2 separate regions of the Homo sapiens genome follow, and region 2 is linked to region 1. A link is a loop called in an ENCODE intact Hi-C map of the cell type or tissue named here. Cell type or tissue: heart right ventricle. All regions are shown on one strand. Links, peaks and the distances in the headings refer to the core of each region. The heading gives the core; the rest is flanking DNA.

Region 1 (12,626 bases), core at 1,772-9,771:
ACCTTTGTCAGATGCATGGTTTGTAAAAATCTCTCATTTTGTAGGTTGTCTGTTTACTCTGTTGATAGTTTCTTTTGGCATTTTAAATTTTTTAACTTAGAAATCAAGTGTGTACAACACTGAAGAGAAAATTCAAACTCCTCTAGCATGCAAATCTTTCTGTACGATTTTCCTGTAAGACAGGCCTGCAGAGACATGGAAGAATCAGAACAAAGTCAATGGATTGATTTCAACTTCATGTTGAAATTATAGGCAGCTGTAATCTCTGCCCTGCCCATCTTGTATTGATGGAAATAAAGAACGTGGCAGCCTTGTCTCCTACTGGGCTCTCAGTCAGGAAATGGAAGGAAAGGCAGAGTCAGATTAGCTGAGCTGTGGGTGGTGATGGATCTGAAGCAAAGCCATTCCGTGAGGCTGAATGATGGACATGTCATGCCGATGCTGGGATTTGGCACTTATGCTCCTGATCATGTAAGTGGACCCCAGGAGGCTGAAGGGTCTTATATTTTTTTGCACTAAGAGGATGATAAGCTGTTGACTCTGAGAGTTTGGAGGTTAATTTTTTGGATAATTCTTTTTATTATTATTATTGTGACCTAACATATATCAAATGGTTTCATGTATTGTATTTTCCATGCATTATCTTATTTAATTCTTCAACAACCGTCCTTGGTAAGTACTCACTACTTCTTACATTAAAAAAAAAAAAAAAAAAACCCATGCTCAGGCTGCTCTCATCTTCCACCTGCTCAGAGCCGCTCCACTCCTGGTTAGAAATGTGAAGGGCCAAGGGCCTAGGGGGAAGTGGAAACCAACATGAATACTTGCTGGCAGCTTTGCTGTGAGGTTGTTGGGGCTGGAAGTATTTGCCAGGGAGTTTCGACCATCCAAACCTTTTGTCACGTAAGAAGCCACTGTGATTCAGAACATTAGGTAATTCGATGGGAAGACTTAGGGGGCACAACATCACAGTAAGGACTGAAATACAGCCATCCACTCAGTTCATGGCAGAGAACTTGAAGTGTCACACTCTGGTCACGGTAACGTAAGGGCAGCTTTGGGGTTGCTTTGGAGGGATTGCCCCCAAAATGAGAGACCAATGGATGGGCTCAATCTTGGTAGAACTCTGTCATGAGATATCACGAGATAACAGCTGCCAGAAAGGGTCAGTAGGTTTTCAATGACATAATTATCCATTTCATCCATTAGGCATAATGTGTGTCTTACATATGTTATATGTAATGTTTATTACTCTTAGAAAAGACAGAAAAAAGTGCCATAGAGAATAGAACAAAATTCCCCATAACCCCCTCATTTACCATAATAAATTGTAATACGTGCACGTGCTTAATATTCAGACATTTCAAATGCACTAAGTGAAAAAGAAGCTTCCTTAATACTCTAATTGGTGTTTTTACCTTAAGTCACTGCAGGAACGAGAAGCTTTTTTCCTGCGTGTGTGTTGTGCTGTCTTTTGTCCTGCTGTTCTAGGAAGCTTGCTAGGGCAGAATCTCAGATGTAGTCATTAGACTATCCACTGTTTGAAATTTGAGGCAGAGCGTGTACATATTATCATCCTAACGTTGCAACGCCAGCTTGGTGAGGTGACGTCTGTGTCCTGGGTAAAACCAGGCCAACTATTGACTGCAACCCTTACTAATAACATAAACAGTTGATTAACACCTATTTTGCATGTTATATGTATGGTATACTGTATTCTTATAATACAGCAAGCTAGAGAAAAGTAAGCTAGAGAAAAGAAACTCAAGAAAATCATAAGGAAGAGACAATATATTTGCTACTCATTAAGTGGAAGTAGATCATTACAAAGGTCTTCATCCTTGTCTTCTTCACACTGTGTAGGCTGAGGAGAAGGAGGAAGATGAAGGGTTGGGGTTGCTGTCTCTGGGGTGGCAGAGGCAGAAGAGGTGAAGGAGGGGGAAGGGAGGCAGGAGAAGTAGGCACACTTTGTAATTTTGATTGAAAAAAATTCATGTATAAGTGGGACTGTGCAGTTTAAACCTGTGTTATTCAAGGGTCAGCTGTAATATGTATGTAGTGTGTGTGTGTGTGTGTGTGTGTGTGTGTCGATTGACCTGTCCTTCCTATTGAGTGCCTTAGAAAAATTCTCCCAGTATCAGAAGTTTTCCCGTTGGTTATTCTTGTACAATTGATTCATATGGAATGAGATGTGATTTTTCCATGCTCCAGGGTGAAGCCAATTCCACTAATTTATTTGGGAGTAGAAGCTTACAGGAGGTTAGTTGCTGTCCTCGGAGTGTGCAAGTCTATCATGGAAACCCAAATGATCAAAAGGGGAGCAGGAGGCCAGCAGACTATGAAGATGCTATTGGATAGCAGAGACATGGGCTCAACCTAAATGCCCGTCCGTGGTAGACCAGATAAAGAAAATGTGGTACATAAACACCGTGGAATACTGTGAAGCCACAAAAAAGAACTAGATCACGTCCTTTGCAGCAACATGGATGAAATTTGAGGCCATTATCCTAATCAAACTAACACAGAAACAGAAAACCAAATACTGCACGTTCTCACTTACATGTGGGAGCTGAACAACACACAGGGATACTGGGAGGGGAACGACAGACATCGGGACCTTTTGAGGTTGGAGGATGGTGGAGGGAGGGGATCAGAAAAAATATTTATTGGGTACTATGCTTATTACCCAGGTGACAATCTGTACACCAAACCCCTGTGACACAGTTTACACATATAACAAACCTGCACATGTGTCCCTGAACCCAAAGTAAAAGATTAAAAAAAAAAAGGAAAATGCCATTGTGGAAATACATGGATTTTCTCTGAGTCAGGCAGATCGTTGACTCCTCTTACTCCTGTTTTATAGACCCCCAAGAGCAAGGCTGGTGAAGCCACCGAAGTGGCTATTGATGCAGGCTTCCGTCACATTGATGCGGCGTTCTTCTACCAAAACGAGGAGGAGGTCGGAAAGGCCATTCGAGAGAAGATTGCTGATGGCCCTGTGAAGAGAGAGGACATTTTCTACACCACTGAGGTGAAATTTCTGTGTGTGCAGTGGCCAGAGGCCACCGTCAGTTCAGATGTATTATTTAGAAAAACAATGTGGTCTCAGAACAATGTATTTACCTAATATTGTGAAGGCACATTATCAAAACATAGGAACAATGTATTTCTTACCTAATATTGTGAAGGCACGTTATGAAAACATAGAAAAGGCTTTTCTCTGAGATGTGTGAAAGGTGGGACACTGTTCTTCAATGTCTCTGAGCGGCAGGTATTATTCATATATGAGATGAGATCGATAATACTTAAGTAACTGTTATACGATTACCCAAGGCATTCTGGGGCCACTCCGTTGATTGTTCAGTAATTGTTCTCAGGACGTATCAAGTGAGGTTGGGATGTTATTCAGAAAAGGGAGCCAGACTGGGAAATACTTTTTTATTTTTCAACTCAGCATTGAGTTTCCTGAATGTTATAACATTTTCCTAGGGTGGAAAACCTTTCTTCCAATGTAAATAAAGCCTTGGTTACTGGCGATACAGCCTATGCCTGTTTACACTGACGACAACTTGTTTTTAGAATGCATCTCTCAGCAGAATTGTTTTGAGGAATTCATTATACAGGACAGTAGATTCCATTCCCCGTGTCCTGACATTTCTCGACTGCTCTCAGAGGACGATGCCATTAACCCTTGATGCATTAAAGTTGATTTTCCTGCTCCATCTAAGTTTTATTCACAGTTTTCTTACATTGCAGTCATTCAAGTAAATCTCAGCATCTCATCAAGGATGTAATTTACCCTGAATAATACAAATGTAGCCCCAGTTCTTCTAGTTTGAGACCACAGTGTTTTGTTACTCATGTGTCAATTTCTGTTATGTTTAATTTTGGTCCCCAAGTGTGTGAAATCATAAGCTACTTTTTATTTCTTTTGTTCACTGCAGCTTTGGACAACTTTCTTTAGACCAGAATTAGTTCGCCCAGCCCTGGAAGGGTCACTGAAGAAACTTCAACTGGACTATGTCGATCTCTTCATTATCCACAATCCATTGGCTATGAAGGTCAGCTTTTGTTTTTTCCTTCTTATGCCCCAAACAGTTTCATCACTGTTACTAGCACCTCCATTGTCTCATTCCAGCTTGATTTCCTGGGTTCTTTCCGAGAGGGGTAGGTTTGAGTGAATTGCATAGAATTGCTAAATCATTCACGAGTCTCCTTCACAGCCGAATGACATTGCAATTTTCTGTCTGTGCTCATCCCCCAGCCTTAAGCGAGATGCAGGTTCGATGATCTCACTTCCTCTATGCTAGAAACATGAGGGCATTGCCCTGCATTTCTTAGTGCTTGTGTTCCTGAGTGTAGGTTCTGAGCTATTAGGTTACTACAGACTACAGAGATACAACGTGAAATCTCCACCTCTTTATGGTGAGGGTCTCTCCCGTATGTACCCTCAGCCCACAGGAGAGAGAGGTACATGGGATGGCACATGTGGCACAACTGGACTCCTTTGGGCTTCAGTGATCCAACCTCTCATCACAGTGGACATTGGCTGAGCACATCTGATGTCCTCATTATCCAAGTTGGGTGAGCATAAACGGGGGCTAAACACACTGATCAATAGTTATGGTAAGCGCTGTCTTCCACACCAGCCTGTCCTTCAGAAATGAAATAAATTTCAACTGTAGGGACGGCATTCTTAGTGAAGTGTGGGGGTGTATGGAGGAAGGAGCCTGCAGGTAACTGGAGAAAAAGTGTTTTGCTACAGTCTCTCAGACTGTTCTCATCTTTCTTTTTTCCCATGTCTTCTCTTACCAACCCTCACCCCAAACACGCACATGCACATCCACACATATCCATATCCACACACATACACTCATGCACACACACATATGCACACAGGCACACACACATGCACACACATACACACGTCTGCACATGCAGACACACAAGCACATACATCCACACACATGCACGCATGCATGTTCAGATTAATAATCACAGCCTTCTGAAAGTGGTGTGGCTAAGCTCCTTAGGCGCCAGAAAGGGAATTCTCATAGAAAACCTTCTTCTTTATCCTCTGTTTTCCAGCCTGGGGAGGAATTGCTGCCTAAGGATGCCAGTGGAAACATTATTTTTGATACTGTGGATCTTCGTGACACATGGGAGGTATGTTCTGCTGCAGACACCAGGTGGCACTGTGTGGTGAGGTTGGAATCACAGAAGGAGGGGTCAAAAGAGATGGGGTTTTGCTCCAGCAGTTGTTTGACCTCAGACGTGGAACTTCTCTGCGCCTCCGTGTTCTCATCGTTGAAGTGAGGGAGTGGAATGAGATAACCCCTACGGTCCATTTTTAATTTTAACTTCTATGGCTCTACATAGACATGGAAGCAGCTTTACCCCTGAGATCAGGTTGAGGACATGAGCCCTAAAGAGGAGTCAGCATAGAGAAGCACAAAAGGAGTCAGCGCTTTATCCCGGGACAGAAACACATCACAGAGGAGGAATAGCTGCGGCCTGACTCAGCAGGAGGGTGGAAGGTGCAGGACAGTGAACCCGCCCTTGCAACACCTATACCATTCATTTATTTTTATCGTTGTAGAAAGAGGTAGCAACAAACCCTTTACTAGAGGAAAAGCTGAGAGTTTCTTTTGCCCTTGACTATGGTGTAGTTTGTTAACTATTGCATCCTAACAGCAAAATAGGTACCATAGAAGAGAGTGGGATAGGTAAGAGGAAATGGAAAAGCAGCTTTATGTTTATTTGGTGTCCCCAGTGTGCATGTAATAGAATTAAGGAGACAAATATGTACGCAGAACAAGAAAAGGCATTCAAAATTAATTTATTCAAGGGATAAAACGGTTTGATTCATTATAATCGTAGTATATCATAAATCAGATTTTCGGTTTATAAAAAGTCAGTGACAAACGAAATGGACAAACTACAGTAAAGGTCTACCACCCATTTCCTCCCTCCCCAGGCCCTGGAGAAGTGCAAAGAAGCAGGTTTAACCAAGTCCATCGGGGTGTCCAATTTCAATCACAAACTGCTGGAACTCATCCTCAACAAGCCAGGGCTCAAGTACAAGCCCACCTGCAACCAGGTGAGCCGTTAGCCCACCGGGGCCTTCTCTGACTTTCTGCTCTTTACACACTTCCTGCTTAATCATGCTTCCAAGTTTCTGGCTTTATATCACCTGTGTAGATGACAGCTACTTTCATAGAAATAGAAAATACTAGAGAAAAACAGTTTGAGTGGAGTAGAAGAGCCTGACTTCAGTTCTTTGGGGATGGGTGTGAAGTTCCTATGAGACAGCCAAGCGGAGGCAGAGTTGGGAGGTGGTCGCTTTGGTCTGGAGCTCAGGGGGTGGAGGTGGAGACACAGTGTTTGAAATTATTGCTGTATAGATGGTAACAACTCACAGACAAGGATTAGCTCTCCTAGGGAAAGTTCATGGAATGAAAAGGAACAGGCAGGAAAGTTCACAGGAGAGGGTGAGGCAGAGAGGCACTGGCAAGGAGATTGAACAGGAGCTGCCAGACAGGTGGAGACAGCCAGGAGACTGTGGTGTCGGGAGCCAAAGAAAGAGCATTGAAGTGGCTTGAGTCAGACATAGGTAGGTCCTACTGTGAGCAAACACTCCAATAGGGAAAGATAAAAGTGGCTGGATTTAGTGGCATGGAGGTTATGGGAAGCCATGCAGGGCCTGATCCAGAGTGGTAAGCACTAAAGCCAGATCAGAGGAAAGGAGTGAGAAAGAGGAGGTGTATAAATCGTAATCAAAACATATGATTTTAAAAGAAACATCCAATATAGCCAAATATCAAACATGATTTATGACATTGTTAAGTTTAAAGCTTTGTGTAGACCATTTTGATAATTATACAAAAAGCAGTTCAAAAATGTATACTCTGTCTTAGTTTTATATTTCTAGGGATATTTGTAGACAAGACGTGTTAAAAACTCCCATCTATATTATATAGTAATATAATATATATTAACATATATATATAATTTCTAAAACCAAATGATTAGAATTTTGAATATCCACAAATGAGGAATTAATTAAAGTTCTGATGGCTTCATAGAGATCTTTGAGAGGATATTATGAAGACTAATAGCAAAAAGGGAAAGCTTATGTTATAATATTATATCAAAAGTATATCAGAGAATTATATACTATTCTGTTTTTCAGGATGCTTTTAAGCCACAAGAAACAGAAAACTCAATTCAAACGGGCTTAAAGTTGATTCATTTATAGAAAGTTTGGGTCTTTGTTGCTCTAGAAGCTGTAAGATACTCTCTTGAAATGAATATATTTTGTCTGTGCTCCATGTTTGATCGCTTCAGAATGGCTCCTCATGGCAATTGGGCTATAGGTCTCCTCATTCATGTTCAGCACAGCAGAGAGGGTTTTCTGGAGCTGTTTCTAAAGAGAGAAGAATAATGGTCACAGAAGTTTTCTAGCAATTTTTTTCTCATGTTTCATTGGCTTGAACAACATATTGTGCCTTTCATAAACCAATTAATGTAAGAGAAAGGAAGTTTGTGACACAAAAGTGTGAACTGGCTTCTTCTGGGGCACAGAAACTGAATATGGAGGAAGGGAGAAATAACTGAACAAAATCAGGATTCTTATAAAATATGCTAATCTATACTATTCAGTACATATACTAATTTTAAATTATTTAACATCTTAAGAATAATAAAAATGACTAAAATTAAGCACACAAAATGATTAGAGGTTGCTACGTGGTTCTGGTAAAATTCTAGGTGACCTTGTTGTATTTTTTCCTATATCTGACATGAAAATATTTCTTTTATAACTTTTAAAAGTTTTTATTTTTGTAAATTTTTAAAAAAAGATATAGAGAATATGAGGAGTTCAAAAAGTTCATGGAAAAATGGAATTAAAAGATGTTTATAAATATATGAACTATTTTTCAAAATAAGCTTTACCAAATTCAGTATAGTTTTTAAAGCATAAGTATATGCTTATGAGTATATGAACTAAGTATGTGAACTAATAGCAAATAGTAGCCATTTAGTTCATCTCTAAATAACTGAGAGTCCTGGTAATTTAATCATGTCAATGTATTCTTTTTATTTTTTACATTATTAACTGTAAGAAAAAGAGTCTCTGTTAAAGATTCTTAAAGATTCAGACACAAAAAGAACTCAGAAGGAGCCAAACCAGGACTGTAAGGTGGATGACTAATGATTTTTCTATCAAAATTCTTGCAAAATTGCCCCTGCTTGATGAAAAAAACGAGTAGGAGCATTGGTATGGTGAAAAATAATCTCTGGTGAAGCTTTTTGTGGGTGTTTTCATACTAAAACTTTGGCTAATTTTCTCAAAACAGTTGCTATTCTTCTTTAGCCCTCCAGAGAGTCAATAAGCAAAATGCCCTGAGCATCCCAGAAAACTTGCTATGACCTTTTCTCTTGATTAATCTCCTTTTGCTTTGCCTGGATCATTTCCACATCTTGGTAGCGATTGCTTTGATTTTGCTTTGTCTTCAGGATTGTACTGGCAAAGCCATGTTTCACCTCATTTTACAATTCTTTGAAGATGCTTCAGGATCTTGATCTCCCTTACCTAAAATTTCCTTGGAAAGCTTTGCTCCTGTCTGTAGCTGATCTGGCCACAACAGTTTCGTCACCCATGAATTGGAAAGTTCACTCAACTTAAATTTTTCAGTTACTATAGTGTAAACTGAACCAGTTGAGATATCTATGGTGTTGGTTATCATTTCTGCTGTTAATCATTGGTCTTCTTTAATGAGGGCACTAGTAAGATACATTTTTGTTTTCCTGCAAATTGATGTGAATGGTATGCTGTTGCGGGCTTCATCTTCAACATCATCTCGTTCCTTCTTCAAATGAATTATTCATTTGTGAACTTCTGATTTCTTTGGGGGATTTTGCCCATATATTTTGTGTAAAGAGTCAATAATTTCACCATTCTTCCACCCATGCTTCACAATAAATTTGATTTTTGTTCTTACTTCAATTTAGCTGAATTCATGTTTTTCTGATAGGGGAGTTGTTTTATCTTTCTCAATGCCTCAAACTAGATCCTGTTCAGACACATCATAACAAATTAGTACAAGTTTATTTTGGAGCATTTTTTTTTGAAATCCATGTATGGTTTTTTCATAATGCACATTTTCAATCAATTTTTTGAATATCCCCTCATGTTATAATCATTTTCTTTTTATGTACCCATCATCACACTTAAGCAATAATTATCTCACAACCAAACATGTTACGTAGATAATTCTACCTCTGTATTATTTTGAAGCAGACATGATATCATTGTATCTGAAAATGTTTTGTAAAATATTTTAAAAATCTCTAAATCTTTAAATAAACATTGCCAGAATACTTTTATACCACTTGAAATTGTAGCAATAATTTCTTGTTGTTAGTAAATATCATGAGTGCTAAAATATAATTTTATCATATTTTTAAAGTTGATTCATTTAAATTGATGTGGAAATAAGGCCCATACATTGCAATTGGATGATATGTCTCATAAATCACTCTTTTTTTTTTTTTGAGACTGAGTCTCGCTCTGTCACCCAGGCTGGACTGCAGTGGCACGATCTTGGCTCACTGCAACCTCCACCTCCTGGGTTCAAGCTATTCTCCTGTCTCAGCCTCCTGAGTAGCTGGGACTATAGGCATGCACCACCATGCCTGGCTAATTTTTGTATTTTTAGTAGAGACGGTCAGTCTGGTCTCAAACTCCTGACCTCATGATCTGCCCGCCTCAGCCTCCCAGTGTTTTGGGATTACAGGCGTGAGCCACTGATCCCGGCCAAATCACTCTTTCAATAAATAAGTTTGTTCTCTTCTTTTTTTTTTTTTACTTCTCTCCTCCTCTTCCTCTTCTGCCTCCTCTGTCTTCTCTTTCTTCTCTTCTTCCTTCTTCTCCTCCTGCTCTTCTACCTTCTCTTCCTTCTCTTCTTCCATAGTCCTCATTCTCATTCTGCCTCTTTCTTTCCTTCAATTTACTAATGAAAACTTAAGCCTTTTATTCCTGTAAAGTTTTCCTCCGTATAGGATATACTGGTTGATCCAGTGATACAATTTAACATGTTCCTTTTGTACTTTCTGTAAATTGAAAGTTAGAGCTAAAGATTTGATCACAATTGGTTAACATCATTTGAACTCATGAATTTTAACAAATATGTCCTTTTCCCAACCATTGTAGTTACTATGCCTTTTGTTGCTCAACTTGCCATCATTTTGACCAGCAGGAGCCTTTTCAATTGAGCTTCTTGGTCCTTTGACTTGCCTCATTTTCTTTATGTTCTTTGCCATTTAGAATGTAAGCTGTTCTAGGCTGAACTTGTAGCTTCCCCAGTCAGAACTAGAATTAGCCATTTTTCTAAGAAATCTTGGTTTGTCTGAGTAGAAATGTCATTTAGAGACTATAATTTGGGCACGAGAGATGTTAATCATTTTAAAACACTAATAAAAAAAGAATAAGTAAGTTATCATGTTAGTATGACCACTGATGGAATTTGAAAGCATTTCAGAAGGTGCATGGGGAAAATGACCAATATGAAATACATAGTACATATATTAATATAGTACTAGATATTCCTTCAAAGCATTTTAAAATTTACATGTGGTTATTTGCTCATGTATTCTGACACCTTTTGGTCTTGAAAAATTACAGGTGGAATGTCACCCTTACCTCAACTAGAGCAAACTCCTGGAGTTCTGCAAGTCCAAGGACATTGTTCTAGTTGCCTACAGGGCCCTGGCATCTCACAGAGACCCAAACTGGTAATAAGAGTATCGAAGAGTTAATCTATATCAGCAACTCTATTGATTAAGAAACTTTTAGCATTTCATTCTAGATCAAGTCAAACATAGAACAGTGAACACAACGGTGCAGTGAATTCCCATGTGACACCACTGAGCTTCAATGTCACCAACATTCCTTCCCTCCTGTTTCATTTGTATATCTGCCTTCTCCCAACCCCACTCCAAATACAATTTCAAAGTGATTTGAAGGTGAAATTTACATAGACTGTAATGCATATACGTTAGCTGTACAATTTTGATAAATGAATGTACTTTGTAATCCACATTATTGTCATGATATGGAAACTTTCTCCCAAAAATGTTAATTGGTGTTCCTTCTGAGACAATTCCTCCCCACCTCTAGGCAACTATGTTCATAACGTTTTCGGTCTTAGATTAGTTTTGTCTGCTGTAGTACTTTATGTAAAGAAGTCATATATATTCTTTGGTGTAGCTTCTTTTGCTCAACCTGTCTGTGACATTCATTCCTGTAGTTGCAGGTGTCTGTTCTTTCCATTTTACTGCTGGGAAATATTCCATTATATGGACATGTACACCACAAGTTGTTTATCCATTCACCTATTGATGGGCAGTTTAGTTGTTTCCAGTTTGCCACAATTGCGAATAAATCTCTATGAATATTTATGAGACACCTTGAAACATACTATATTGTGTCTTCTCTCATTGTCTGGGGCTTTGGGCAAAAGGGTAGCACACTCTAGATTTTTCATCTATACTCTTCATATCTGTTGTTTTTCTCCAGGATGGACCCAGATAGCCCATATCTCTTAGAGGAGCCAACCTTGAAATCCATTGCCAAGAAATACAATAGAAGCCCAGGCCAGGTTGCCCTGTGCTATGAGCTGCAGCGGGGGGGTGGTGGTCCTGGCCAAGAGCTTCTCTGAGAAGAGAATCAAAGAGAACTTCCAGGTACAGGTCAAGTGGTGTTGCTCCAAAGTGAGCCATGGGCGCTGGTCTGGGTGATCTCTCTTCCAGGGGGGAATGCACCATATGTCATTCATGCCCGTGCTTCTCTCCTCTGTGTGCTAAGGGAGGGGGCAGGATGGAAAAGTGCGAAGAGATCACTGGATTCACAGTCCTAAAGTTTATCACCTCTAGGGCTGGCTTTGCCACTCACTAGTTGTGTGACACTAAGCAAATTTCAACTCCATCATTTTCATGAGTTTCAGGAGTTCTACATGGTAAGGAACTTTAAGGACCTTCATTTCTCTCCTTCACCATCTCTATCTGACAAACCTCTATTTGTATTTTATGATCAAACTCAAATAGGATTACCTGCTTTGTTACATATCATACATACATAACCATTGGGACACTCTAGCACATTTTTCACCACAATAGTGCCTGGCATGGTTCTGTTAGTGAGTCTTTTCCCTTTTAACTTAACATTGTTTGCTAAGATGTCAGTGTGCTCTCTGGACTGTGAGACCCTAAATGCTGTGACTCCTTCTGGGTCATCTTTTATCACCTTTCCCCTGGCAGTGCCCCGGGCTGGTAGGAAGCTAGGTATAATTTCATAGACTGACCAAATTATTAATAGTAAATCAATGAGTAAAGATTTTGCCTGAAGCCTTCCTCATATACACTCCAATCCATTAGATCAATCAGTGGTCTTTAATTTACTTTGTTTTGAATTCTAAAAGAATTTTGAAAGACTATGTATGCTGTTTTCCATTTAAAGATGGCAGCTAGAAAAATCAACATGAGTTTAGTTATTACAAAGGATGATATTTGAAGCATATTTTCTAATGTATTTGTTTCACAACTTTGTAGCTCTAGATTAA
Region 2 (12,626 bases), core at 2,471-10,470, 300 kb after region 1:
CTTGGGATAATCTCATGTCTTAATGATCAAAGCATTATGAGAAGGACAGTGGTTTTTTACCTGGGCACACTTTCTAACACATTTACTCTCCACTATTCGTACTCTGGTAGCCATGTTAACCCCATCAGAGATTCCTTCTCAAGCCATGTCTCAGAGCTGATAGGCATCCCAGCAAGTTTTGCAGCTCACAATTTTTCTGTAAATTACTTATTCTATAAAATTGGAAGAGGCCATAAACTTTGGAGGGCCCTAGACCAATTTTTTGGATTATTTCTGGTCTACTCTCATTCCGTTGATGATCTTAGATATTCTCTGCATTAAATATCACCTCTAGGCTGAGAAATCCACCAAAAAATATTTCTAGCTCAGCGTTTTCCTCCAAATCTTCAATGGAAGATCATAATGTGAACTCTGCATCTCCATGTTAAAGTTTAATGGACATTCACACTTAGCATGTCTCAAAGAAATCTCATGTAAACCATGGCCATCCTGTTCTACCTTAACTTTCTGAGTCTATGGAATGATAATTTCACATCTCATAAACTTGACTGATGTAAGTGTCAAGAAAAGATTGACATTTTGTTAAAACTTCGTAGCCAAGTGTGTAACGCTTAAGCAGACTTTCATATTTCAAATCTCTATAGCACGTGTAACTCTTTTTTCAAGATGTGAAATAATCATTAGGTCAGTCATTTGTAAATAGTACGGCTGCTGTGGGCTTTTTCCAGTTCTTCACCATCCATTTTTATAAAACTCTTATTGTTAAAAAAAAAAAGTTACTCAGAATTTCATAAAGCCAAACACCTGATTTCAGGAACACTTGAGATGTAAGAAAATTTTATAGGGACCTCCAATCACTAATTTTCCTATTTTTTCTCTCAAAGAAATGCTGAAGGGAGGAATTCAGGTTGAATGAAAGGAAATAGTAACTTACAGCCATATAGAGTTATAAAGACTTCTTGTAAATGTGAACATATGGTAAAATATAAAAACATGTATTTTTGAAATTTTGGATTCTACTCATTATTTTACTTCAATTTAAGATATAAATGTATAGAAATAAGTATAATTCTAAGCTAATACGTATGCAATGTAGGAAGCTGTAATTACTGACCAAAACTATGTGAAGTGGAGAAAACCTGGGGAAGTGGATGGTTTTAGATGAAACTGAAGTTAAATTCATATTGATTTAAAGTAAATTGTCATAACTTTATAAAGTTTTTCATCATCACCACAGCAATCACAAAGAGAATAATTATGAATATACGCAAGAGGAAATGAGAAGGGAATCCAAATGTCATTAAAAAAAAATCACGCCACCTCACAAAATGGTAACAGTGGATATAAAGGATAGAAAGCTATAAACCTGGTAGGAAAACATTGAAAATGGCACAAGTGACTCCTTCCCTGTCACCAATGACAGTCATGTGTTGCATAATGCCTGGGCTATCTTCTGAGAATGGCTTTGTTAGGCAACTGTGTCATGGTGGGGACATGATAGCATTAGAGAGAATTCTCTCAAACACTGTCATGGCCTTATCAACTATGCTTCTGTAATATTCTGAATCCTTCGCTGCCTTTCCAACAGTGTTTACAACGGTTTCCTAAGAAATGAAATCCATTTCACCAAACCACTTTTCTTGCTCATCCATAAGAAACACTTCTCCTTTGTTAAAATTACATCATGAGACTGCAAGCATTCAGTAACTTGCAAGCTCCAATTTGAATTCTAGTTGTCTTGCTATTTCCACCACATCTGCAATTACTTTCTCCACTGAAATCTTGCATTCCTCCAAGTCATCCAGGAGGGTTGAATTCACTTCTTTCAAACTCCTGTTCAAGTAAATGTTTTGCCCTCCTGTCACGAATCATGAATGGTTTTAATGGCATCTAGAATAGTAAATCTTTTTCAGAAGATTTTCAATTTTCTTTTCACAGATTCTTCAGACCAATCACTATGGTAGCCATATATTTATGAAATGTATTTCCTGAACCATAAAACAAGAACATCAAAATTACTCTATGACCCATGGGAAACAGAATGCACGTTGTATTAGCAGGCACGGAAACAGCAGTAATCTGTTTCAGCCTCTCTATAAGAAAGCTATCAGATTAGGTACATTGCCAAAAGGCAGTCCTGTTGGGAAAAAGCCCCCCAAAATCTGGCCATAAACTGGCCCCAAAACTTGCCATAAACAAAATCTCTGCAGCACTGTGACATGTTCATGATGGCCATAACGCCCACACTGGAGGGTCGTGGGTTTAGGGGAATGAGGGCAAGGAACACCTGGTCCACTCAGGGCAGAAAACTGCTTAAAGGCATTCTTAAGCCACAAACAATAGCATGAGTGATCTGTGCCTTAAGGACATGCTCCTACTGCAGTTAACTAGCCCAACCTATTCCTTTAATTCGGCCCATCCCTTCATTTCCCATAAGGATACTTTTAGTTAATTTAATATCTGTAGAAACAATGCTAATGACTGGCTTGCTGTTAATAAATATGTCGGTAAATCTCTGTTCAGGGCTCTCGGCTCTGAAGGCTGTGAGACCCCTAATTTCCCACTTCACACCTCTATATTTCTGTGTGTGTGTCTTTAATTCCTCTAGCGCCGCTGGGTTAGCATCTCCCCGACCGAGCTGGTCCCGGCATAGTCCTATTTTCAAAAAATTGTTTTTCTTTTGCTGAGCAGGACTTCTTAACAGTGGTCTTAAAATATTCAGTAAACCATTATTTAAGGAGATGTGACTTAAATATCTAGGATTTCTTGCTTTATTTATAGAACACTTGCATTGTAGATGTAGCTTAAATCTTAAGGGCCCTAGGATTGTTGGAATAGTAAATGAACATCATACTTAGGAATATAGATAGCCAGGGAGGGGAAAGATCTCTACAAGAAAAATTTAAAAACTACTCAAAGAAATCAGAGATAACACAATTGACAAAACAAGTACAGGGGCAGCAAAAGGTAACAGATGCCAACTATGAGATCTCATCAAGAACTAAGAAAATGGACAAAAGTACCACATAGCAGATGGGAGGCGGTGTTAGCATGCCTCTCCCACTTTGAAGGACAGATTAGTATGTAGAGATTTACATTGTGAATTTTTTTTCAAGAACTGATGCAGGAACTTAACACAAAAACCAAAAAAAGAATAAAAATCCACATACACTTTGAAGAAGAAGCGGGCACCAGCCTACTCCATGAAACAAGCAAAAAACGTCACAGCCCCACATTGTGAGGGGAGATAGTCCACTCCAGAGCACACATCCCCACTGGGAATCTGGAAATTCAGGCCACAAGATAAGGCTTTGATCCTATGCAGAGTGGGAATGGATTTAGTGAGCCAGTGAAATATACAAATAGAAGCAGCAGGAGTGTGAACTCAGGGAAGCCATTCCTGACTACATGTCACAGGGACCCTTGGCGAAGTCAGCTAATGAGCTCAGAGAGGGATCACAGGGTAAAAGAAGCTCCCAACTGAATTTTGTGATATAATCTCAAGTGAGGACACGTGCCCTTGAGCAGAACCCACAGGGGAGAGCTGGAAGTGCATTGCAGACATGAGCGCAGAAGCTGGGTGTCCAGCCTTGTGGGCAGACCAGGAAGGACGTGGCCTGAAAGCCATGGTTATTCTCTCTGTGGGAAAGCTGATGACCTGGAGCTTGTCTGAGTTCTGTGCACAGATTGCTTGGATGTAAACCTGGCACTGTTAGCAGAGCATTACAGGAATGAAAGGAATGAAAACTGCCTTGCCAACTCCATGCGTGCTGGGTGAAGCTCGCTGCCACCCATTACTTCCCACTCCCTTTGTGAACTCTTCTGTGCAGCAGAGGCAGTTAAACTCTCCTCTGGAACATTACCCCAGCAGCCTGAGAACCACCCCTTAGCCCTCACAGGGGCTGCAGCCTGCCTCATCCAAGGACAGTTAGAGTGCAGACCCACCTAACCCTAGACCCACTGGTGGTACCCATCCACCCATCCTGGTAGCTTAACACAAAGATACACTTTTAGGAGCTTCATACCCCCCCTTTCCCCATTGCCTGAGAAACCACTTTCCCTGGGCAACTTAGGGCAAGCTCAAATCCCACTGCTACCACCACAGCTGGTGCTCTTTTGCAAGTGCCACCTCCTAGCTGGAGACCAACCAGCACAGTCCACACAGCACCTCAAGGAATACATAGAACTGTTCCCAGGAAGGAGAAAATGCCTGCATGAGCTCAGCTATTACCACTGCGTATCACATCCTGGCCAATCAGAGGTCTTGAGTCGGTCCGCATGACAAGTTCACCGCTCACATAACCAGTGTTCAAGAAAGCCAGCACACTGAGCCTACCTACATCCAAGGCATCTCCGAGTCTACGTTGCTCCCCGCTACCTCAATCAGAGCTGGTGCTGGTGTCCACTGCTGGGAGACTTGACGACAGGTCACATCACTGGATCCTTTGCAAACAAATCCAGCACCAGCCTGGAGTCTGGGAGCCCACTGGGCGGCTAGGCCCAGAAGAGCAGTAGCAATCACTGTAGTCCAGCTCTCTCGAAGTCCCATTTTGAGGGTAGGGAAAAGAGTACCACATAAGGGAACACCAGTGGGACAGAAAAACCTGAATGGCAGCCCTTGAATCCCAGGTCTTTCCACTGTTGGGAAATTTCTTGCAGCAGACAAACAACTGCAGAGCTGGGTGCAGTAGGAAAAGCCTGCCCCTCTGCCCCAACAGGCAGGCAGCTTCTGTGACTGAGAAAGGTCCTGGAGAAGCAGTCCTTGTTCCCCGCTGGTGCACCACTGTAGACACAGCTGGGGCTTATCCCACAGGAGCGCAGAGTGGATGCACCTATAGAGAGCCTTCCTGGAACAATTCATGATGATTGCACCCCCACAGGAGAAGCACTCTCCAGGTGAATGCCATCAGCCTCCTCTCCTTTCTTGGTCCTGGCCAAGAGCTACAATGAGCAGCGTATCAGAGAGAACGTGCAGGTGAGGAGCGGGGCTGTGGGCCTCAGGGCTCCTGCATAGTGTCCTTCAAACATGTGCTTCTTGTAAGGTTCTGAGGACACCCTTGGGCCATCTCCTTTTCCCTGGCATATTCTATGCACAAATGCTTTGTGTTCATCATAAGGGTTTTCCACTTTACCACAGGAAAGACAGCATGGGTGGAGAGAATTAGGATGGGACCCAAACAAGAGATTTGGGTTTCAGCATTGAGTTGACAATTTACCTTGTATCCCTCTGCCAGGGACATCTCCTTTTCTTCATTTTCATAAACAAGGAGTTTAATTAGGTGTTCTTTAGTCTCCAAATCATTGTGAATTTCTTTCTTTTCCATATATACTCACATAGTATATACTTCTTATATTTATTCTCTTAGAGTTTTATCTTTGTGAAGCGCTTGTTAACTCTCTGACTCTTTTATTGGGTTGTTTGTCCTGTTTTTATGCATAGGAGATCATGATTATACTAATACTTTGGGATATAAAGCAAACCCTCTTAACATACAGGCTTTAATACGAAGCCATTTATTTAACTCATATTCCATGTTTAGAAAATTGGCCTGGGCTCCGCCTGAATGTTGCCCAGTCCTTCTGTTCCTGGCTGCGCTCTCATGTGTGTGCAGGGCAGTGAGGCAGCTCTGCTTCAGGATGTCCATGGGGCATCTGTCTGGGTGCCTCCATCTCCTCCGTGCAGTTCTTCATCCTCCAGCCATCCAGCCCAGGCTTCACCTCAGCACAAGTCTCCCAGCAGTGGATACCAGCACCAGCTCTGATTGAGGTGGCAGGGGAGTGACGTAGACTCTGAGACTCCCTGGCTGTAGATAGGCTTAGTGTGCTGGCTTTCTTGAATGCTGGTTATGCGAGCGGTGAACTTGTCATGCGGACCGACTCAAGACCTCTGACTGGTCAGGGTGTGGTACGCAGTGGTAACAGCTGAGCTCATGCAGGCATTTTCTCCTTCCTGGGAACAGTTCTATTTATTCTTCCTTGAGGTGCTGTGTGGACTGTGCTGGTTGGTCTCCAGCTAGGAGGTGGCACTTGCAAAAGAGCACCAGCTGTGGTGGTAGCAGTGGGATTTGAGCTTGCCCTAAGTTGCCCAGGGAAAGTGGTTTCTCAGGCAATGGGGGAAGAGGGGCTATGAAGCTCCTAAAAGTGTATCTTTGTGTTAAGCTACCAGGATGGGTGGATGGGTACCACCAGTGGGTCCAGGGTTAGGTGGGTCTGCACTCTAACTGTCCTTGGATAAGGCAGGCTGCAGCCCCTGTGAGCGCCAAGGGGTGGTTCTCAGGCTGCTGGGGTAATGTTCCAGAGGAGAGTTTAATTGCCTCTGCTGCACAGAAGAGTTCAAAAAAGGGAGTGGGAAGTAGTGGGCCGCTTACAGCTTGCAGTGAGTTCTCAGACAATTGTAGCTGGGCTGTCCAGGGAGGGGGGTGGGGCGCAGCTCTTCTAAGAAGGTCCCCCCAGCATCCCTCCGCCAAGTACTTATTGAAGGGGCTTGTTAAGCCACAAACATCCACTAGATGGCTTTATGAGGTCAGGTCGTGAGACACCTGTGGCCTTGTAAAAGCACTCAAACCGCATTCTCAGGAGACCGTTTTCAGCATTCCTTATCACAGCACACACACCACTCCCTGTCCTGTTTTCAAGGTCAAGGAGTTTCATTCTCAGCACAAATAACATACACACACTGCCTCAGTATTTTTCCATGCCCCGACCTCAAATGCCTGTACGTAATGTTGAATAGCTTGCCGTGCGCCCCCCACAGTGAGCCTCACCCAGCACCTATGCAGTTGGCAAGGCTATTTTCATTCCTTTCATTCATGCAGTGCTCTGCTAACAGTGCCAGGTTTACATCCAGGCAGTCTGCGCACAGAACTCTGACCAGCCTCAGATCATCAGCTTACACGCTGAGATAATAACCATGGCTTTCAGGCCACATCCCTCCCGGTCTGCCCACAAGGCTGGACACCCAGCTTCTGTGCTCATATCTGCCATGCACTTCCAGCTCTCCCCTGTGGATTCTGCTCAAGGCACTTGTCCGCACAGGATCAAAGCCTTCTCTTGTGGCCTGAATTTCCAGATCCCCAGTGGGGATGTATGCTCTGGAGTGAACTCTCTCCCCTCAGAATCTGGGGATGTGATGGTTTTTTCTTATTTCATGGAGTAGGATTGTGCCTGAGACTTCTTCAGAGTGTATGTGAAATTTTTTCATATATCTGTTAAGTCTCTGCATTGGTTCTTGAAAAGAAATTCACAATGTAAATCTCTACACACTAATCTCCAAGTGGGAGAGGCATGCTCACACTGCCTCCCATCTGCCATCTGGTACTTTTCTCCATTTTCTTAGTTCTTGATGAGATCTCATAGTTGACATCTGTTACCTTTTGCTGCCCCTGTACTTGTTTTGTCATTTTGTGATATCTCTGATTTCTTTGAGTAGTTTTTAAAATTATTTCTTGTAGAGATCTTTCCCCTCCCTGGCTAACTATATTACAACATATGATGTTCATTTACTATTCTAACAATCCTAGGGTCCTTAAGATTTAATCTATATCTACTCTGTAAGTGTTCTATAAATAAAGCAAGAAAGCCTAGATATTTAAGCCACATCTCCTTAAATAATGGTTTACTGAATATTTTAAGCCCACTGTTAAGACTTACTGCTCAGCAAAAGAAAAAGTTCTTTGAAATTAGAACTGCCTATCGACAAGGTACCTAATCAACCAAGAACTCTCTTACAGAGGTTGAAAGAGATTACTGTTCTTTCCATGCCTGCTAACACAACATGCATTCTGTTTCCCATGGATCATAGAGTAATTTTGATGTTCTTGTTTTATGGTTCAGGAAATACATTTCATAAGTCTACAGCTACCATGGTGACTTGTCTGAAGAACCTGGGAAAAGAAAATTGAAAATCTTCTGAAAAAGATTTACTATTCTAGATGCCATTAAAAACATTCATGATTCGTGACAGGAGGGCAAAACATTTACTTGAACAGGAGTTTGAAAGAAGTGAATTCAACCCTCCTGGATGACTTGGAGGAATGCAAGATTTCAGTGGAGAAAGTAATTGCAGATGTGGTGGAAATAGCAAGACAACTAGAATTCAAATTGGAGCTTGCAAGTTACTGAATGCTTGCAATCTCATGATGTAATTTTAACAAAGGAGAAGTGTTTCTTATGGATGAGCAAGAAAAGTGGTTTGGTGAAATGGATTTCATTTCTTAGGAAACCGTTGTAAACACTGTTGGAAAGGCAGCGAAGGATTCAGAATATTACAGAAGCATAGTTGATAAGGCCATGACAGTGTTTGAGAGAATTCTCTCTAATGCTATCATGTCCCCACCATGACACAGTTGCCTAACAAAGCCATTCTCAGAAGATAGCCCAGGCATTATGCAACACATGACTGTCATTGGTGACAGGGAAGGAGTCACTTGTGCCATTTTCAATGTTTTCCTACCAGGTTTATAGCTTTCTATCCTTTATATCCACTGTTACCATTTTGTGAGGTGGCGTGATTTTTTTTTAATGACATTTGGATTCCCTTCTCATTTCCTCTTGCGTATATTCATAATTATTCTCTTTGTGATTGCTGTGGTGATGATGAAAAACTTTATAAAGTTATAACAATTTACTTTAAATCAATATGAATTTAACTTCAGTTTCATCTAAAACCATCCACTTCCCCAGGTTTTCTCCACTTCACATAGTTTTGGTCAGTAATTACAGCTTCCTACATTGCATACGTATTAGCTTAGAATTATACTTATTTCTATACATTTATATCTTAAATTGAAGTAAAATAATGAGTAGAATCCAAAATTTCAAAAATACATGTTTTTATATTTTACCATATGTTCACATTTACAAGAAGTCTTTATAACTCTATATGGCTGTAAGTTACTATTTCCTTTCATTCAACCTGAATTCCTCCCTTCAGCATTTCTTTGAGAGAAAAAATAGGAAAATTAGTGATTGGAGGTCCCTATAAAATTTTCTTACATCTCAAGTGTTCCTGAAATCAGGTGTTTGGCTTTATGAAATTCTGAGTAACTTTTTTTTTAACAATAAGAGTTTTATAAAAATGGATGGTGAAGAACTGGAAAAAGTCCATAGCAGATGTACTATTTACAAATGACTGACCTAATGATTATTTCACATCTTGAAAAAAGAGTTACACTTGCTAAAGAGATTTGAAATATGAAAGTTTGCTTAAGCGTTACACACTTCACTACTAACTTTTAACAAAATGTCAATCTTTTCTTGACACTTACATCAGTCAAGTTTATGAGATGTGAAATTATCATTCCATAGACTCAGAAAGTTAAGGTAGAACAGGATGGCCATGGTTTACATGAGATTTCTTTGAGACATGCTAAGTGTGAATGTCCATTAGACTTTAACATGGAGATGCAGAGTTCACATTGTGATCTTCTATTGCAGAATTTGGAGGAAAAATCTGAGCTAGAAATATTTTTAGGGGGATTTTTCAGCCTAGAAGTGATATTTAATATTTAATGCAGAGAATATCTAAGATCAGCGGAATGATAGAAGACGAAAAATAATCCAAAAAATTGGTCTAGGGCCCTCCAAAGTTTATGGCCTACTCCAATTTTATAGAATAAGTAATTTACGGAAAAAACTGTGAGCTGCAAAACTTGCTGGGATGCCTCTCAGCTCTGAGACATGGCTTGAGAAGGAATCTCTGATGGGGTTAACATGGCTACCAGAGTACGAATAGTGGAGAGTAAATGTGTTAGAACATATGCCCAGGTTAAAAACCACTGTCCTTCTCATAATGCTTTGATCATTAAGGCATGAGATTATCCCAAGTTTTCAAAAGTGTTTTCTAAAATGAAAATCATGTCTTCATGATTAGCTGATTAACTTAGGTCCCCTGAAAATTATGTATAAGAATTAAATGCCTTTGTAAGAGTTGTTCTTAAAATTTACCAAAGTTTGAAACCAGTGTGCTGTTTTACATAGCCTGTTTCCAAAAGACCTTTGAAGTCTTGGAACATTTGATTTATTAGATGTATTATTTCCCATTTTAATCTTGAGTGCCATGCATAATGGCTTTGGGATATTTTTGTTTTATATTTGTAACTATGCCTGTTTAATGTATAAAATATTTAAAAGACTGAATATCACAAATTAATAGTACATTTTTAGAATCTAAGAATATTTTCTAAATATGAGCTATTCAGGGGAATGTGATTAGTCAATGATGTCTTTGATGCCCTGCCCCACCACAAACCAATAGGGTCAACGTTGTGAATGGGCACACATCAAAGATTCAGGCCTGACTCTCAGCTGTGGGGTTTGTTAAAACAATGTGGAAAGTTTTCTTTTATGAGCAAGATATAATGTTCAAAAAAAAGGGTGTTGATATGTTTTTCCAAGCAGAGATGTACTCGACTCTGTCCTATTTAGCCTTCCCATACCTGACTTCTAATCACTTTTCCTGGTGCCCTCCCATCTCCCTAACCCCCCCTCACAGGGATGCCTCCTCCCAAGGCTCCAGAAACTCTGACCCTCGCACTGCTGGAGGGAGCCCATGAATTGCTAGTCAATATCGCTCATCCTCTAGACTCCATCCTGCGTGTGCTTCTTCCTACAAGAGCTAGAGAGGCACTGACTGATAAATACCTGTCACCTGCCCCTTTCCCAGAGGGTGAAACTCCACCCACTCCCACTGCAGAAATGAATCTTAAATGGTTGTTAACATCTTCCAACCCCGGCCCTAAACGTATAGGCAAATCACAATTTAGGGGCACTAGTGTGTCAGAAGGAAAGAAAACATAGAAGTTATGGAGACCAAAGTAGGTGAAGAATCTTTAGGAGAGAGCATTTAATTTTTTCAAAATGAAAAAACAAAATTATTGTCTTTCCTTTCTGGCCAATGGGCTTTGCTGTAGCTTGCTGAAATCACCAAGCAGGAGAGATTTAACCAGAGGCGATGTGTCCAGTCACCAGCATAGAGCCATCCTCTGTGTCACCATCCACACGCAGGGCCTTCTGGCAGACCTCATGCAATGCCCTCCATGTTAATATTCATCAGAAAATGGATAATTAGGGGGGCCAGCAAAACTGGAAAGAGAAAAAAAAATGCACACTCTGAATGGCAATGACTCCGTTACTAGCGGGTAGTGCAGTGATTTCTAGGAAGCTGCCGCTAGTGTAGATGTTAAGAAGTTCATTTTCTGACTGCTCTAGAATCTGTGTTTCTTTGTTTAATGAATGTGACTTTATCATATCTGTATTTTCAAAATAAAGAATAATTTAATTCTATTCCCCTGCCTGGAACTTAACACATAAAACACACAAAGTGAAATGTTCAAACATATTTCTCTACATCTGTCAACAGAGCAAAGAGATATACTGACCTTTTCTATTTCAAATTCTCAGTAAAAATGGAACTATACTGCCTTACATTGAAGAGGAATAAGCAAGACATATGCTCATCACTAATAAACAATTTTGAGTGTGATGATTATACTGGTAGCAATTATACTTAATTACTTTACATATTACTACCTGCCTATCATATGCAACATAGTTGGTTAGATTCAGAAATGTAAATTGTTGTTTTTGATATAGGGTCCAATATCCAAAGAGCTACAATGTATAAACCATTTTATAGGCAGAAATAACACAAAATGTAAAGACACAGATAAATGACTGCTCACATGTACAATTACAACTTATTAATTAGGGAATTGAGCCTATCCTTTTTGATTACACCAAGAGCAAACACTTGGAAGCTCGCAAGTGGTTTACTCCAGACCATATTTGAGTTCTACAAAATAACACTAGTGATTGATTTCATGATCCCCAAAAACATTAATTGGTTTTAAAACTTTCTAATGCTTGCCACTTTTCCTTTTCTTTTTATCATCTCCGTTTTCATTTTGTATTTTCCTCTAAATGAATAAAATACTACTAATAATATCCACCAAATTTTGGGTACTTATGATGTACCATTGTGCTTGTTTTTTTCACACATTATCTCATCATCTCTATTACTTGTTGAAATCCCTACTGCCAGCAGTTACATAACTTCTTTTTTCCCTCATTATATGAATGACCTTCTATGAATCCTAGAACCTTAGAACACAGAGGAATAGTAAACTTCTGTTATTGGTTATAAATTATCTCCAACAATGGTGCTTTTGCATCTACACTCTGCATTTGATTTTAACATTTCTTCATTCTCTGCACTGAGATCTCCATATTGCAGAACACCAAGGCCAAGTGCTCCTATTCGCTTCACTAAGACAGACTTTCTGGAGGCAAATGCAGTGTTTGGCTCATGGGCAAACATGCAAAGACAGGCACGAAAAAGGTTTGAAATGATTAAAAATGCTAAATCGACAGGATCCAGCAAGCAATTCCATGTGAAAGAGGTGGGAATTGGAACCTGGCCCACAAGATTGACGGAACTGCCTTTGATCTGGTAAGACATTGAGCAGGTTGGGAAGAACAAGATAGAAGCACAGATTTGGAAACATCTAATGCGACCACATGGGCAATATCCACAGTGTGTACACTAGACAGTAGCACAAACAGCAGGCCTACATGGAAGGTGCAGATTCAGCAATGATCTTGGCTGCTCTGGAAAGTTCCTTGGAGTC

Evidence for each region. A loop is a pair of places that touch in the nucleus more often than their neighbours do. Peaks named below come from ENCODE experiments on the same cell type or tissue, not always from the same donor. Only the 100,000 strongest peaks of a DNase experiment are listed, where the experiment ranks them.
Region 2: a loop joins it to region 1, with 3 times the contacts of the local background. A loop is called at or near these places in 4 of 110 quality-filtered maps.

What each region holds. Positions count from the first base shown.
Region 1 is chr10:5,276,253-5,288,878 of GRCh38, reverse strand. It overlaps the pseudogene AKR1C7P. Among named protein-coding and RNA genes, the nearest start is that of LINC02561, 11 kb to the right of the region's middle. RefSeq lists an enhancer at 4,119-4,413. In heart right ventricle, for the core only: CTCF peaks have their summits at 4,988 and 5,192 (motif pointing right); a DNase peak (open chromatin) is centred at 5,198.
Region 2 is chr10:4,976,156-4,988,781 of GRCh38, reverse strand. AKR1C1 (aldo-keto reductase family 1 member C1) reads right to left here. Exons shown (of 9, transcript NM_001353.6): 9 at 5,499-11,082. The coding sequence ends at 11,040. AKR1C2 (aldo-keto reductase family 1 member C2) reads left to right here. Exons shown (of 9, transcript NM_001393392.1): 9 at 1-1,007. Among named protein-coding and RNA genes, the nearest start is that of AKR1C1, 19 kb to the right of the region's middle. In heart right ventricle, for the core only: a CTCF peak has its summit at 6,498 (motif pointing right); a DNase peak (open chromatin) is centred at 6,525; H3K27ac peaks cover 1,567 bases.